Linked DNA regions of Homo sapiens: region 2 is linked to region 1. Evidence: chromatin loops called from intact Hi-C (ENCODE). Cell type or tissue: heart left ventricle. All regions are shown on one strand.

The links. Hi-C counts contacts between places; a loop is a spot of excess contacts. Peaks named below come from ENCODE experiments on the same cell type or tissue, not always from the same donor. Only the 100,000 strongest peaks of a DNase experiment are listed, where the experiment ranks them.
Region 2: a loop joins it to region 1, with 5 times the contacts of the local background. A loop is called at or near these places in 2 of 110 quality-filtered maps.

Annotation. Positions count from the first base shown.
Region 1 is chr17:35,049,334-35,057,333 of GRCh38, reverse strand. All of the region lies in intron 1 of RFFL (ring finger and FYVE like domain containing E3 ubiquitin protein ligase), which reads left to right. All of the region lies in intron 5 of RAD51L3-RFFL (RAD51L3-RFFL readthrough), which reads left to right. LOC124904123 (small nucleolar RNA U13) reads left to right here and starts at 2,840; the gene lies at 2,840-2,946. In heart left ventricle, no CTCF peak of the experiment used is centred here; no DNase peak of the experiment used is centred here; H3K4me3 peaks cover 535 bases; H3K27ac peaks cover 955 bases.
Region 2 is chr17:34,542,677-34,550,676 of GRCh38, reverse strand. No RefSeq gene overlaps it. Among named protein-coding and RNA genes, the nearest start is that of TMEM132E-DT, 33 kb to the left of the region's middle. In heart left ventricle, a CTCF peak has its summit at 7,758 (motif pointing left); no DNase peak of the experiment used is centred here; H3K27me3 peaks cover 4,670 bases.

The sequences.
Region 1 (8,000 bases):
TGAGTGAAGTGGGAGAGCTGCATGAGGTAAAGTGGAAAAGGCAAGCAGAGCCCACATCACATGGGGACTTTGTGGGCTAGATAGTGAGTCTAGCCTTCACTCAAAAGTGTGGTGGGGCTGGGCATGGTGGCTCACACCTGTAATCCTAGCACTTTGGGAGGCTGAGGCAGGTGGATCACCTGAGGTCAGGAGTTTGAGACCAGCCTGGTCAACGTGGTGAAACCCCATCTCTACTAAAAATATAAAAAATTTTAGCCAGGCATGGTGGCTTATGCCTGTAATCCGTGCTACTCGGGAGGCTGAGGCAGGAGAATTGTTGGAACCCGGGAGGTGGATGTTGCAGTGAGCCGAGGTTGCACCACTGTACTCCAGCCTGGGTAACAAAAGTGAAAACTCTGTCTCAAAAAAAAAGAAAAAGAAAAAAAAAAAGGGTGGTGGGACACCATTGAAGGCTTAAAACAGAAAGTGACAAGCAAAGATTCTTTTTCTAAATAAAAGGTTACCCTGGCTACTCTGTAGAGAATAGAGAGTCACAAAGAAGGGACCAGTAAGGAAGTGTTTGTCTCCCTTCTTGAGAAGGATCATCGCAGATAGGGCAGGATATGGCAGTGGACATAGAACGGGATAGTTGCAGGATGCATTTAAAAAGTAGAACCAGGCTGGGCATGGTGGCTCACGCCTGTAATCCCAGCACTTTGGGAGGCTGAAGTGGGCAGATCACCTGAGGTCAGGAGTTTGAGACCAGCCTGACCAACATGGAGAAATCCCGTCTCTACTAAAAATACAAAATTAGCCGGGCGTGGTGGTGCATGCCTGTAATCCCAGCTACTCAGAAGGCTGAGGCAGGAGAATCATTTGAACCCAGGAGGCGGAGGTTGTGGTGAGCCGAGATCATGCCACTGCATTCCAGCCTGGGCAACAGAGCAAAACTTTGTCTCAAAAAAAAAAAAAAAAAAAAGTAGAAGTAAAATTCACTAGAGAAGGAAAGGAAGAAGGAAGAGTATGGAGTACAGAACCCTAGGGCCTATGTAGGGGGCAAAAGAAGGAACCAGGGAAGGAAAATAAGGGAGCAAGAGTGGTCATTGATGTCAAAGGTAAGTCAGGCTACCACGCTTGCAGTGGGAGCCAGTGTGGGAGAAGGAGTCTGTAAGGGGAATTCAAGTGTATCCAGAGTAAGTGTGCTGTCTGATGTGTGGCAAGTCAATACCCAAGACCTGGGGGCGGGGTTTATTTGTTGGGCTGCAGAATGAGGAGATGAGAGGGAACTGCAAATCCGTCCTCCTGAGGAGTTTGGAGCTAGGGTTTTTAAGGATTTTGGAGTGGGCTGGAATGTGGAGATTGTTGGGTGGTCAGAGAGAGAAAGGTGAAGTAATGGGACCCGGAGATGAAAAAACTGTATTATGCTGATTTTATTTCTCTCTGAGGGTCTTCAAACTGGTTGGCATCAGCTGTTTTACCAGAATTTGGGATCTGAAAAATATCTCAAGCAATTCTTAAAAAAAAAGCCTTATGCTTCTAATGTCAGAGATACTATCTTTAGAAACAATAGGGATGCAAATGGTCAGTATCTAGCGCTGTGTGACTTTCAGTTACAAGGAAATGTGTCAAAATCCAGCCTGATTAATGTTTTTTTTTTGTTTGTTTGTTTGTTTGTTTTTTTTTGAGATGGAGTTTTGCTCTTGTGGCCCAGGCTGGAGTGCAATGGCATGATCTCGGCTCACTGCAACCTCTGCCTCCTGGGTTCAAGTGATTCTCCTGCCTCAGCCTCCTGAGTAGCTAGACTACAGGTGTGTGCCACCACACCTGGCTAATTTTGTATTTTTAGTAGAGATGGGTTTTCACCGTTTTGGCCAGGCTGGTCTCAAACTCCTGACCTCAGGTGATCCGCCCACCTTGGCCTCCCAAAGTGCTGGGATTACAGGTGAGCCATCGCACCTGGCCTAATGCTTAATTAAAGTTATATTTCTGTCCATAGTTCTTGGTAACCCTCTGAAGACAGCTTCATAATGAAGAATTTGGGTAGGTTTTGGGTGCATGGGGCTTCAGGGAGTCATGAAGGTTGAGGACATAGGAAAGAATCACACATTTATCCATCAGAAGATCATTGGTGACCATTGGCCGGGCGCTGTGGCTCACGCCTGTAATCCCAGCACTTTGGGAGGCCGAGGCAAGTGGATCACGAGGTCAGGAGATCGAGACCATCTTGGCTAACACGGTGAAACCCCGTGTCTACTAAAAATACAAAAAAATTGGCCAGGCGTGCTGGTGGGCACCCGTAGTCCCAGCTACTCAGGAGGCTGAGGCAGGAGAATGGCGTGAACCCGGGAGGTGGAGCTTGCAGTGAGCCAAAATCGCGCCACTGCACTCCAGCCTGGGCAACAAAGCAAGACTCAATCTCAAAAAAAAAAAAAAAGCTGTTGGATCGGTGTTTACTAAGCACCTACTCTAAGCCTGTCACTGTGTTAGTGTTAAGGATTTGTGTGAATGACCTCTTTTAGGTACTTCATTTTACAGATGAGAAAAATGACGCTTAGGGAATTAATCACCTTAACAGGTCACACAGAAAGAAGACTATGAGTTCTGTCTGACCCAGGCCCCATGCTCCTAAACCTTGCATGACACTGCTCTTTGGAAAGCCCTATCAGGACATCAGCTAGAGAGGAATGAAAGGTTTTTAGAGCCCAGTGATGGCTTACCCCAGCTGTATGAATTTGTTAGCAACCCAGTTAAATAAAGTCTTCTGATTTTTCTATAGTAATCTGGCAGTTTAGGAATGGAGAGGTGGGGGAGGGAGGGGAAGATAAAAGATAGAGTAAGAGTTCAGTAAATTAGAAAGGGGATTATTTTGTTGTTCATAAGTGTAATGATTGGATTTTCATGCACATGTATGAGATGTGCCTCCATCAAGCCTTGTTACTACAAAGTCAGTGCATTACCCATCTGATGTGGGAAAAATAAATCAGAAAGAGGCCTCAGCTTGTGGGAATGGTGGAATGCAATGGCTTGTGTTGTTAAGCAAAATTGTGTTTTACAGTAAATATTTATTGTGGTTCTTTTGATGCAAGTTATATTGGGATATGGAGGAAAATGCAAAAATGGATAAGATGGTGTATTTGACCTCTACACGGTTAGAGAGGAAGGTAAAGTGCTTCACTATAGTGCTTGATTGAAGGGTATGACAGGGGTGGAAGGTGGAGAAGTATGGGAAAGTATTATACAAGTTAGCTTGTAGAGCGAGGGTGGCATTAGGTAGGGCTGGCCAGGGTGGTGCCAATCTAGCTTCTCAGGATGACCCCTCAGGATTTTGGTCACTGTGTCGTCAGTCTAGTCTTGGGTCACAAAATGTATTTTGTGGAGAACCTGGAAATAATTAGTCTTGAAGACAGGATTGTATTCAGACTTGAGTGATTGAGCTCAGAATGGAATGCCAATTTATTATTTTAGAATGAAGGATTCCTTTTCCGTTAACGGGATTCTGGAATTTGTTAGGATAATTGCTTTTCAATATCAAGAGATCTGGCAATCAAATTTAATAATATCAAGCTTGCTTGGTGAGCATGGATTTATAAGATAGAATGGTTTGTGGGGGAGAATATAGTTACAAAAAAGATTATTGTTTCCCATAATGCCTGGTATTGTATTAAGTACTTTGCATACAGTAGGGCATTTCATTGTCCCAGTGATCCTCCTGCAAAGTAGGTACAATTATCTTCAATTTACAAATGAGGAAACCAAGCTCTCTTCAAGCTGATAAGATGCTGAACTGAGATTTGAACCAAGTCCCTCTGCCCCTAAGAGCCCCTACCCCTAGCTGCTACTATATGCTGTACCCATCTAAGCTTTGTGAAATAACCTTGTTCCACTGCAGAGAAGATGTTGTGTCACCTATCTCTAGTATTTCTTGGCTTTGGGCAGTTCTGGAGTCAAAATGCCCCTCCCTGTTTTTTCTAGATTTTTCCAGATTTCTTTGTTAACCAGTCTTAGATGTGGTCACATTCTTTGTTTAAATACCCGTGTATTAATATAGTCATCCAAGCCTTTTTGTCCTCTTCTTGCTTTTGGTTTGGAAGATACTCTGTCTCTTTGGAGGAACTTTACATATCTGTGCACATTGATTTTGTGTTGATTTTATTATCTTAATTTTATGGGTTAAGTTTTTGAGTTTCTTCCAGCTCCTAGTCCATCAACTCCTTCCTGTCCCCTTCCTCTTCCACTAGACTTAAATTCAGATACTAATGCCAATTTCTGAATACTCAGTCTGGCTCCAGTCCACCTATCCAATTTAGACATGGCTCTCTGGATCACTAGCTATTGCCAGTTACTCACTGCTCCTGTATGATCTTGATTTCCTACTTGAGTACCCTTGTTTCTGTTGTGCTTTTGGCTTGGAATGTCATTCTTCCCATGAAGGCTCCCTAGTCTGATCCCTCACTGGGAGTAATCACTTCTTCCTGAGTCTCATAGCAGAGAATTCTCTTTTATGTCTCCTTTGTGGCACATTACACTTTCTGCCATCTATTATAGTTGTTTGTGTACCTACCTATCTCCTACTAGACCATGGCCTCACTGAGCAGATCTGTCTGGTTGACCTTTGTCTTTCTCCTAGTATCTAGTTCAGTTCCCTGCACATAGTGGGCATTCAATATCTATTGGATGAATGAATGAATAACTGAACAGAATTTCAGGTTTTTAAGTTTCTACTCATTGTTTATTATAGATTCCCTCCCTTTTTTGCTTTTCTTCTTCCTTTCACATTTCCTTTTCTTTCTTTTCTATTAACCTGTGTTTTCCCTTGCACTGACTCACTGAACTTCTCTTTACCACCCCCTTTTTTTTACCCAGATTTTGCCTCATTCTCTCCTCATTAGCAGTCACTATGTGGGTGTGCCACATGCTGCTGGTCAGATTTTCTCCATCCTTTTGTGGCTTGAGTTCCCCCATGAATCAGATGAGCAGCATAGGAATTGACTGGTGATTACATTAACATCTTAATAAAAGACCATGTATAAAGAACAGTACTTAAAATTTGTCAGTATATTGCTTTCAAGAGGGAAATTTTCCAATGCATGTTTCAAGTGAAAGGGAAAGGGAAAAAAAATCTTCCGGTACTGGGGAGGTAGATCAGGGCATTTTATTCACAGTGTGGGATGTGGGATGTCAAAGGCATCTTATTTGACCAAAGAAATAATGCAGGAAACCACAGAAACTTCTGCTAACCGTTAATATTGAATCCTCAAATTTTTCTACAGCTGGAGAAAACATTAGAGATGAATGTAGTTCAACCTTCCTGTTTTCCAGATGAGAAAACAGACCCAAAGAGGCTAAATGACTTGTCCATTAAGCTGGGGTATTTGTTGCCCAGTGTTTACTTCTAGAACTGAATGTGGCCTGGGAAACCACCAAATCTTTGAAAGTAGTGGAAAGTTACACTTGAAGTGGAGGCTTTAGGTGTCTAAAATTGAAGGCTTTTGCAATGCTGAAAAGTAGACTTTGTCCAGTTGGTAGCAGGTTGGATTTGAGGCAGTGTTCACGAAAGGGCTGTTTAACTGTCTCAGTCACTCCCTTCTGGGAATCTGTTCCTTCTGCATTTGAAAAGGGGCCAGCGTTTAATTATTAAAACATTTTCAATTTTTCTTGCTCTTTTTCCCAGCCCTCATATTCGAAGTTTTGTTTCAGGCTTTATTTCCTTATCTCAGCACTATTTGTGTTAAGTTTTTATTGCTTAAGTCAGATGTCAGTACGAAGCATGGGAAATCCAGAAAGTGTCTTAGACACTCATGATTGGTTTTTGGTGCTTGTTAGGTGAATCTTTTACCTGACTCATATAATAATGTACTTTATTGTCACTGAAATACTGTCTAGTGAACCAGTTGGCAGCAGATATGAAAGGTTACCTACTTGTTGAAGGTCTAGGGTACAGCGGTGGAAAGAGATCAGATAGCCCAAAACAGGAAGTCAAGTGCAAACAGGATGTGTTTGTCTGCTGTAACTCGTGTGCCTGTGTTTTGAAACTTGGTGCTGTTAAAAAGTCAAGACTTCTAGTATTTGAGCTTGGCTGAAGAAGTCTCCATTTTGGGTTTGAAAAGAAGCTAACATAACTAGTCCTTTACAGCCCTTGCCTTTACCCATATGCATGTCTTTCTTGTAGGGACCATTCTTTCTTCCTGGGCATGGTTGTTTATCCTAGTTTATACTGTACTGCATCCATATGGTTTATAAAATGAAGCCACTGAATTGACTGTTGATGTTACTTTTGGTAGATATGGGATTCAGTCTGTGTTTGGCTATTTTTTTAAATAACAATGGGAAATTTTAGCCTATAATTCACAATCCTTTTATTTTTTATTTATTTTTTATTGTTTTGAGACAATTTCACTCATGTTGCCCAGGCTGGAGTGCAATGGCACGATCTTGGCTCACCACAACCTCCGCCTCCCAGGTTCAAGCGATTCTCCTGCCTCAACCTCCAGAGTAGTTGGGATTATAGGCATGTGCCATCACACCTGGCAAATTCTGTATTTTTAGTAGAGACAGGGTTTCTACATGTTGGTCAGGCTGGTCTCAACCTCCTGACCTCAGGTGATCTGCCCGCCTCGGCCTTCCAAAGTGCTGGCATGTGCCATTGTGCCTGGCCTCCATCCTTTTATTTTAATTAATTTTTTTTTTTTTTTTGTAGAGCCTGGGGAGTGGCTCATGCCTGTAATCCCAACAGTTTGGGAAGCTGAGGCGGGAGGATCGCTTGAGCCCAGGAGTTTGAGACCAACCTAGGCAATATAGTGAGACCTCCGTTTCTACAAAAATAAAAATAGCTGAGTATGGTGGCATGTGCATGTAGTCCCAACTATTCAGGAGGTTGAAGTGGGTGGATCACCTGAGCCCAGGAGGTCAAGGCAGCAATGAGCCAAGAGTGCATCACTACAGTCCAGCCTTGACACCAGAGTGAGGTCTTGCTATGTTGCCCAGGCTGCGAGCTGGTCTCAAACTCCTGGCCTCAAGTGATTCTCCTCTCTTGGCCTCTCACAGTACTGGGATTACAGGTGTGAGTTACCACACCTGGCCACCACCTTCTATTTTTTAATTTTTATTTTTTGAGACTGGGTCTCCCTCTCACCCAGGCTGGAGTGCAGTGGTGCAATCACAGTTCACTGCAGCCTTGATCTCCCAGGCTCAAGTGATCCTCCCACCTCAGCCACCCAGTAGCTGGCATTACAGGTGTGAGCCACTACAACAGGCCCATTTTTTTTTTTTTTTTGAGATGGAGTCTTACTCTGTCACCTAGGCTGGAGTGCAATGGCGTGATCTCAGCTCTCTGCAACCTCTGCCTCCATGGCTCAAGCAATTCTCCTGCCTCAGCCTCCTGAGTAGCTGAGATTACAGGTGCCCACCACCATGCCTGGCTAATTTTTGTATTTTTAGTAGAGACAGGGTTTCGCCATGTTGGCCAGGCTGGTCTCAAACTCCTGACCTCAGGTGATCAGTCCACCTCGGCCTCCCAAAGTGCTGGGATTACAGGCGTGAGCTACCACACCTGGCCCATTCTTTTAAATAACAGTCTGCTTTTGTTGGTTTCCAGAATTTTTAGCCTATCTTTTGAGTGTTTTCTGAGTGTGGTGGTTTACAAATAACTACCGGGTGTTTGTGAACTTTTTTTAGTCTTTGAATTCAAACTCTCTTTGAGTACTGGAGGCTGCATCTAATGCTAGCTGCTGAATTGCTTCACCCCTTGGCAAGTCTCTGGAGAAGAGATTAAGTAAGTAATTTGCTTGGGGTCACTCAGCTGATAAACAATCTCAGCAGCCCCTATTTTCTGAACCCACCTCCCATTTCCCATTGCTTCCTACTGTGAAATCTGCTCTATTGCATTCATTAGAGGACTGGATTGGTTATAGGATAACCATCTGCTCGAGTCATCTCAGGATCTTTGTAGATTATCACAACCACTTGAACCAGGTCCATTCTGCTGGTCTCATACTATAATATGGGACAGGTAAAGGTTTTGA
Region 2 (8,000 bases), 510 kb after region 1:
TCAGTTTCCAAACTGGACCAAAGGCAGACCTAGGGGAGTGTGTCTGTCCTCCCTTGCAGGCGGCAAGTGGCTATATCTTCCCAGAGAGGCCTTTGCAGGAGACCTAGTGTCTTGGCCAGCATGCTCCACTTCGGTTCTCAGCGGCACTGCTATTGCCCACTCACCTGAGATACTGGGAGACACCAGATGCCCCCACTGCCTCACTCCCACACTCAGTCACTGCCGCCCTTTGCTCCCTCCCCATCCCTTGAGTTTGGCCCTCCTTGGTGTCTGTGTCAACATCCCTCACTGGTCCCAGCCCTCGCTTTTCTCAGTGGATCACCGCAGCCACCTCCTGACGGCTCTGCCTGGCCCCAGGCACCCTCACCTCTAATCCATTCTCCATACTGCGGCTAGAGCGATTTTTCCAAACTTCAATTCTGGTCATGTCAACCTCCTGCTTAAAACACTTCCATAAGTTCCCTTTTGCCCCCGGGATAAAGTCCAAACTGTTTAGCATGGCTCACACAGCTGTCCATGGCTGGCCCCTGCCAACTGTCCACCTCCCTCCCTCCTTCCTCCTCGGCTTCCAGCTCTCATTCTGTTCCCAGCCCCACTGAACTCTCTGTGGTTCTTGGGCAATGCCACATCCTCTCTTGCTCCCCTGCTCTGCACATGCTGCCCCTTTGGTCTAGAACATTATCCTCTGGTCAGTATCACTTGCCACACCCAGGTCTAGGCTCCTGCGAGTCTGGTTAACACTTAATTGCTCTTCAGAACTCAGCTTTAAGCAAACCCCTTCTGAAACCCTTTACTCTTCCCACCCTTCACTGCTGGCCTGGCCAGGCCCCCTTAGGCTGGAGTCATCTCTGTTATTCGTCCTTTGGCACTCAGTTTCTAGATGACAGGAATCTTGTTCATCTCTGTACCTGCAGGTACTATAGTTGCTCAATGAATATTTGAGAGGGAAAAATATCCCAAATGAATGAATAAATGGATGGGAAAGCATTCGTTCACACTCACTCATTTATTCATGTGTTTATTCAACAGATGTTTGCTGATTACCTACTAGATGCCAGGAGCTGGGGGCAGCACAGAACTGAACATAACAAGAAGGTCCTTGCCCTTATGGAGCTTGTGTGCCCACAGGCAGAGGAGTGAATATTGTCTCTTTCTTTTGCAGCTCTGAGGTTTTGGAACTTAGATATTTTCTCTGCTTGAACCATTGAGAAATCCTTTTGGGTGAAGATAGCAAGACCTGTGCTAGGGTTGGGGCTGGAGCTAGGGCCAGGCAGGAACCTACTAACCTGCTTGGGGCCACCTCCCTGGCCCTCCTGAGGGTGTTACCTCCTCAGAGGGCTGCTCCCCTTCTCCTGCTCCTACTCTTCCTCTTCCTCCTCTCCCCTCCTCTTCTTCAGCTGTTCTATTTCCAAGCAGGCAGCTTAACTTAGGCCTCCTGGTTGGGCCTTTAATTTGGATTTATTGCTGGCTGTGATTGTATGTTAAACAAACTCTAGGCGATTATTAAAAACATGATTATTGCGGTTTATGGTCCTGCTTGGTCCTCAGTGGGTTTTCTGGTTCTGAGAGCTGGCCAAGACTCTCTGATACAGTGCGAGAGGTGAAGACCTCCAGAGTGGATCCCCATACCTCCCCAGCCTCGTGACACCTCTGGGGGAGGAGGGGCCGAGGGGACTTCTAGGAGAACAGAGAACCAGTGGAGGTGTGGTGATGTGGCAGGAGCACTAACTGGGCACCCAGGAGGCCTAGTGTCAATTTGACTCACAACTCTCCTCCTCCTCCTTTTTAGAGACAGAGTCTTGCTCTTTTGCCCAGGCTGGAGTACAGTGATTTGATGATGACTCACTGTGGCCTCAACCTCCTGGGCTCAAGTGATCCTCCCACCTCAGCCTCCAGAGTAGTTGGGACTACAGGTGTGTGCCACCGTGCCTAGCTAATTTTTTAATTATTTTTATTTTTTATAAAGATAGGGTCTGGTTCTGTTGCTCAGGCTGGTTTCAAACCCCTGTCCTCAAGCAGTCCTTCTGCCTTTGTCTTCCAAACTGCTGAGATTATAGGTGTGACCCACACCATGCCTGCCCTTGACTTACAATTTCTTTGGGCTTCAATTTCCACATCTGAAAACCAGAGAGTTGGACCAGATAACCCAGTGCTCTGAGGACTGAAACCCAAGTACCTGTTGGGGGCTGGAGGGTCTTCACTTTGTTCCACAGAAAGACTCCAGCCAGGGGCACCTATAAGCCAGACACAAACAAGAACATCCCATCATGGGCGTCCAATGAAGATCCACTCACTTTCTTAACCTGGTCATGCTGACTTGGAGAATGTCTTTCTGTGGTCAGATAAGCTGACATCTGGTTTGGGTGACCAAGGACACATCCAGACAAAGGCATTGGCAAGGTGAAACTGATGCAGAAGCAGGCAGGCTCCTGGCCTGGGAGCTAGAACCCTTGGGCTCCAGCCCCATCTCTGCTACTGATTGGCTGAATGGCCTTGGGAAAGTCACTTCTCCATGCAGGGCCTCCGTTTCTTTTTCTCTAAAGAAAGAGTGGACTATTCAGTGCTATGCAAACTTTAAAAAGTTAACAGCATCTTTTTTTTTTTTCCAAAACAGAATCTTCTGTAGCAGCTAAAGAGACAAGGTGGATGAGGAAAGGAGCTACTGGAAGCCCAGAGGAGAGTGTTTGGCCCAGCAATCTCCCTTCTTCCCCTTGCATCTGCCCAGGCTGGAAACACTGGGCTCTCCCAGGAGCTCTCAAATACCTTCCTTTAAAGTCAGTTGTGATGCTATCCAATTCCCTTTCCATATGTTAAAGCCCTCACTTTAGAAAGAGTGAGGCCTGCCCATTGCCTCATCGATCCTCCCGACCTCCTTGAAAAGGACAGGCAGGCTCTGACTCCTACTTTGCAGAAGGTAAGGCCCAGGCTGATGAAAGGTTGTCTCCAGAGGTGGGATCAAGCTTCCCCAGGCAGGCTGCTGCCCTGGTCTCTGGCCTCTCTCCACGGGGTGGTGCAGGGTTCAGCATATAGGCCTGTGCCATGCCCTCAGTGCAGCTCCAGAGGTCTGCACCACCTGCTGGCCTCCTGTTCCACCTTGACTTGGCTCCTCAGGCAAACACTTGGGCCAATCCCAAGCCTGATGAATTTTTGATGAACTTTGAGTAAAGGCACTTTTAAAAATTCAGAAAGGTAGGGAGGTGCTGGGAACCAGGGAGGCATTGCTGCTGCTCCCCTCCCCCACTTCTCCTCATGAAGCCTGAGCCCTGGAGCATGTGGGTAAGGAGAAGGGCGGGACACAACTGAGCCACCCAGACCAAGTGAGCCTGCAAAACAAGGCCACTGCCCTGGAGAAGGCTTTACTCTAGCCTTTCTGATTGGAGCAGAGGCAAATTCCAGAAACAAAGGATGTTAGGTATGGAAAAACAGTTAGAAATATCATCTAAGTCTAACCTCCTTGTACTATATTGAAGTAAGAAACTGAGTGTCATAGAGGCAAGGTGACACACCCAAAGTCAAGCTCAAAGGGGCCAAGAAAGGACAAGACCTCAGTCCCTCTTTCTCCCATCCAATGCTGAGTTCACAGGCCACTTCTGGACCCAAGTGCCTGAGATAGGCTTCCTGACCCAAAGTCAGAGCTTTGCATTCCAGTGCCCCTACCCTCCAATACCCCAGTAGAGCCATTTCCAGAATGTTCAGAACCCAGGGACAGACTGGTCATCCCTCAGTAAAGCCTGGAAAGACAGAGACTTGGGAAAGTGGGGAGACAAGTGGCAGCTCCCTACCCTGGATGCTAGTTTTCACTGATGCTAATCAACAGTAACCCCTCAATTCTCATCCCCCCGGTCCTTAGAGCTTAGAGGAACTGGGTCTCCTCCTCCCTCTGTTTATACCCCAAACCCTTCAGGTTACCTTTCTGTGGCTTAATTTCCTCCTTCCATCAGCCCTCAATGGCTCTTCCAGCCTGGTTTGGCCTGGTTAAAATCATGTCCAGACTGGCTTGGAGTCCTCTCAGCTGGTGGCTGGATGGAGAGGGACTGATGTGCAGTCAGTGATCTGGATTCCAACTGGGGTTCTACCAAAACTAGCTGTGTGACTGTGGCCAAGTTATTGAACCTCTCTGAGCTTCTTAAATGGGAGATGCAGAGAATAAAATGAGACAAAACAAGTGAAGACCTAGGAAGGAGACACAGACCAGGTGCTGCACACATGTTGGATATGTTGCTTTCACCTTTTGAAAGGGCATTTCCCACATCTTACTTCACCATCTTCTTTGACTCCCCACCATGGTTGATCTCTTTAGAAATCCTCATAACCTGAAGATGGAGCCGGCTGGCATACCGCACAACTTAAGGGGGCACCATTTATCTTATTGAATAGCACATGTGAATGGCACATCCTGGAGTCAGGGGGCTCCATGTGAGGCCCCCGGCGGGGAAGTGGCATGGAAACCCTGGGTCTTTAGCATCTGATAACTCTCTTGGGCTTGTTTTTCCTGCTGAAGTTCCATTCCCTTCTCTTGGCAATGATACCTGTTATCTTGTCTGGTTCTTTATGTATTTTGAACTTTACTCTGAGAACTGAGATTTCAACTTGATTCCCATAATTTAGACTTCAGCTTTTGGAACAACTTCTGTCTTCACCAGTGTGTCCTGCTTTGATTTCCAAGCACGTAAGATTCTAGAGACACATTTTTTGGTCTATTTCAATTGCACATTCATAGGACTTGTAAATATAAAAGAGGCCCATAAACTGAGAGGTGCTGGGTAATGGCCTTTAAAACAGTAGGTTTTATATCAGAATCTGAACAGTGGTCCCTAAATCGGGCATCTGGGTTTGTGCCCTCCAAGTCTTCAAACCCAAGGTGAGATTCTGCGTGTGCTTCAAGATGTGTCTGGAGGATCATAATGCAGGAAATACAGAGCCCAGTTTTATGTTCATCTTTATCTTTATATTTTGAACCCTGGCCCTTCTACTTCCTGACTGTGTGACCTTACACACACTCCATCACTTCACTGAGGCTCAACTTTCTCATTTGTAAAATGAGGCTAATAATTACCCACTGGCATTATAGGGCTGGGGGACAGATATCTGAGATAATTTTTGTAAAATGGCTGCCATTCCATACACCCCAAGATGTTGCTTCTTGCCCCCTCCTCATATCACAGAAAAGAAAGTGGAAGCTCAGGGAGGTCACGTTGCCAAAGATTGTTCAGGCAGCTGGGATTCACATCCAGACCTGCCTGACTCTGAAGTTCATGCTTCACTTTCCAACCTAGCTTTATTGAAATAATTTTTAAAATTGTAGTAAAGTATACACAGCATAAAATTTACTACTTTAACCATTTTTGAGGGCGTAGTCCAGTGGCATGAAGTATATTCACATCGTTGTGCAACCATCACTACCATCCATCTCCAGAACTTTTTTATCTTCCCAGATTGAAACTCTGTCCCCATTATACAGTAACTCCCCATTCCTCCCTCCCCCAGCCCTGGTATCCACCTTTTTACTTTCTGTTGCTGTGAAGTTGACTATTCTGGGTACCTCATATTGGTGGAGTCATGCAATCTTTGTCCTTTTGCGACTGGCTTGTTTCACTTAGCTAATGTCATCAAGGTTCATCCATATTGCAGCATGTGTCAGAAATTCCTGTATTTTAAAAGGCTGAATAATTTTCTGTTGTATGGATGTACCACATTTTATTTACGTAAGGATATGTTTTCATGCACAAAATGAGCCTGGTACACAGTAGCTGCAAATCATGATATTATCATTATTGGTAATTATCATTCAGCTACTTGACTATTACAACATTTGCTGTAAAATTCAATTCTTCTAACAATATTAATAGTAGTAGTGACAATAATAAATGCTTACCAAATAGAGACATCCATCCTTTTTCCATCTGAGGATTTCCTTTGTCCAGTAGGCTCAAACTCTGGCATGCCTCAGAGACACACAGGGAGTTTGCTAACCACACAGATGCCCTAAACCATCCTGATGTTTTTATTGTCAACATTCTCCCTGAAGTCTGTTGTGCACCAAAGTTCTGAGCACCACTGTCCTGGTCTTTGAATCTTTCCATGGCCTACCATCCCTGACAGTGTCTGGAAAGATGCCACAAGACCAAGGTTGGGAGGATGTGTGGGCAGAGGAGTGGAAGCCCGGAGGCTCCTGGGCAGCTTCTCTGAGACCACAAGCTCTGGCTTTGTGACTGGTCCTATTCTGACCTCTCCTGTGTTGGAAAAGCATTTCAGCCCTTTCTGGGGGAAATGCGTGATACAAGAAATGACCTATTCAGACCTGTGATTGGAACTCAGGCAGACAGCTGTATCCCTCTGACCTCCACCCTCCCATTGGGTTAGGATAGAATTTTTGGCTCAAGGCTGGCATAATTAGGAGGTTTGGTGAGCAGGCTGGTTGGGGCACTTTGTTTGTAACTCACCTTGGAAAGGCTTCTGGCATCATCTTCCACACAGAGAGCAGGGAGTGTGTATGCCCTGGAACCCACATGTTCATCTTTCCCAATTAAAGTGCACCATTAGCTCCATCTTTAGACGCCCTCCTCTAATTCCTCCACTCAAAGTTCAGGCAGGAAGTCGATGCTGGCTGCAGCAGGGGAAGCACCAACATCTTCAGCATCCCCTTGGCCAAACTCTGTGGGAAGCTATGGGTCCCAGAGGAGGGTGGAGAGAGTGATTCCAAAGGGGCAAATGGAAGGTATCACTGCTTTCCCATCTGCCTAAAAGTCCTTGCCTTCCCCTGTTTCTCCCTTGTCGAACTGGCAACCTCCTACTTATCCTTGAGGACTTAGCCCAAAGTCACCTCTTCTGGGAAAGCTTCCCTGACGTTCCTGCCCTAGGAAGCTTACTGTTGTATCAACTGCATGATTAGAGACCATTGCTTATTTATCCCATTACCCTGGGTCTTTTGTTTTGTTTTGTTTTGGTTTTGCTGAGGGAGTGGCGGCTGGAAATGGGAATCTCAGGTAGATGTATCCATATTACAAAGGTATAGCTAAAAAGTACACCACAGCATTTTTACTAAAGGATTATATATTCGCACTAAGAATCATGTTCTGGTTAAGAATTCCATCATTTTGTGTGAGGCCCAGTCACAGATTTAGGCTGTGGTTTGTTGTATTGGTCTAGAGATCAACTAGGGATTTTAATGTGACTAAAATAAGGCAGGCCATATGTGACAACATTCAGAATTCAGCATAGCATCTTTCTCATGCCTTCCATTTCCTTCCCGTCATCTTGTTTTCCTTGTAGCCTTAAGGACAGATATCCCGGATAATGTTCTGGTGATGAACAACTATAGTTTTACTGAAAGAAAATTATTGTGTCACTTTAAAGTTAATAGTTTTGAAAAAGGGAAAAAAAGAGAGCCAGTTAAAGTCCAATTGCTTATTCAAAATGGTTCTCCCAAATCTTGTCATGGTTCTGCAAATCCTACTCTAAATTCTATCCTGTGACTTTGTTACTGCCCAAGGACATGACATTTACAGAAACCAATAGGCATAGACGAAAATGTCAAATTATTGATGCCTATCAAGGTAGTTTAAAATGCCCCTAAACACCTGGGATTATCTAGTAAGTACTCCCTCAGTTCAGGGTCCATATCCTTCATGTATAATAGACAGTCCTTTCTCGAGGCCCCCAAAATGTCCATTTTGACCACTCAAGGGTTTATCAGTTGATATTTACAATATAGAGAACCTACTATGTGTCAGACCTTGTGCCTGTGTGCATGGCGCCCCCTGGAGTTACAAATCGGAATAGCACCAATTTATGTCAGGTCCGTGCAGTGCGGAGGGGCACTTGGAGCTACAATTGGGCTCTACCTGTGGATTTTCTATTTTAAATCTAATTTTGGAACATTTTGAGATTTACAGGAAAGTTGCAAATATGGTGCAGAGAGTTTCCGCATACTGCTCCCGTGGCTTTAGGGGCTCTTCCTTAGAACAGCCTAGAGAGGAAATTATCTCTCTGGTCTCAGC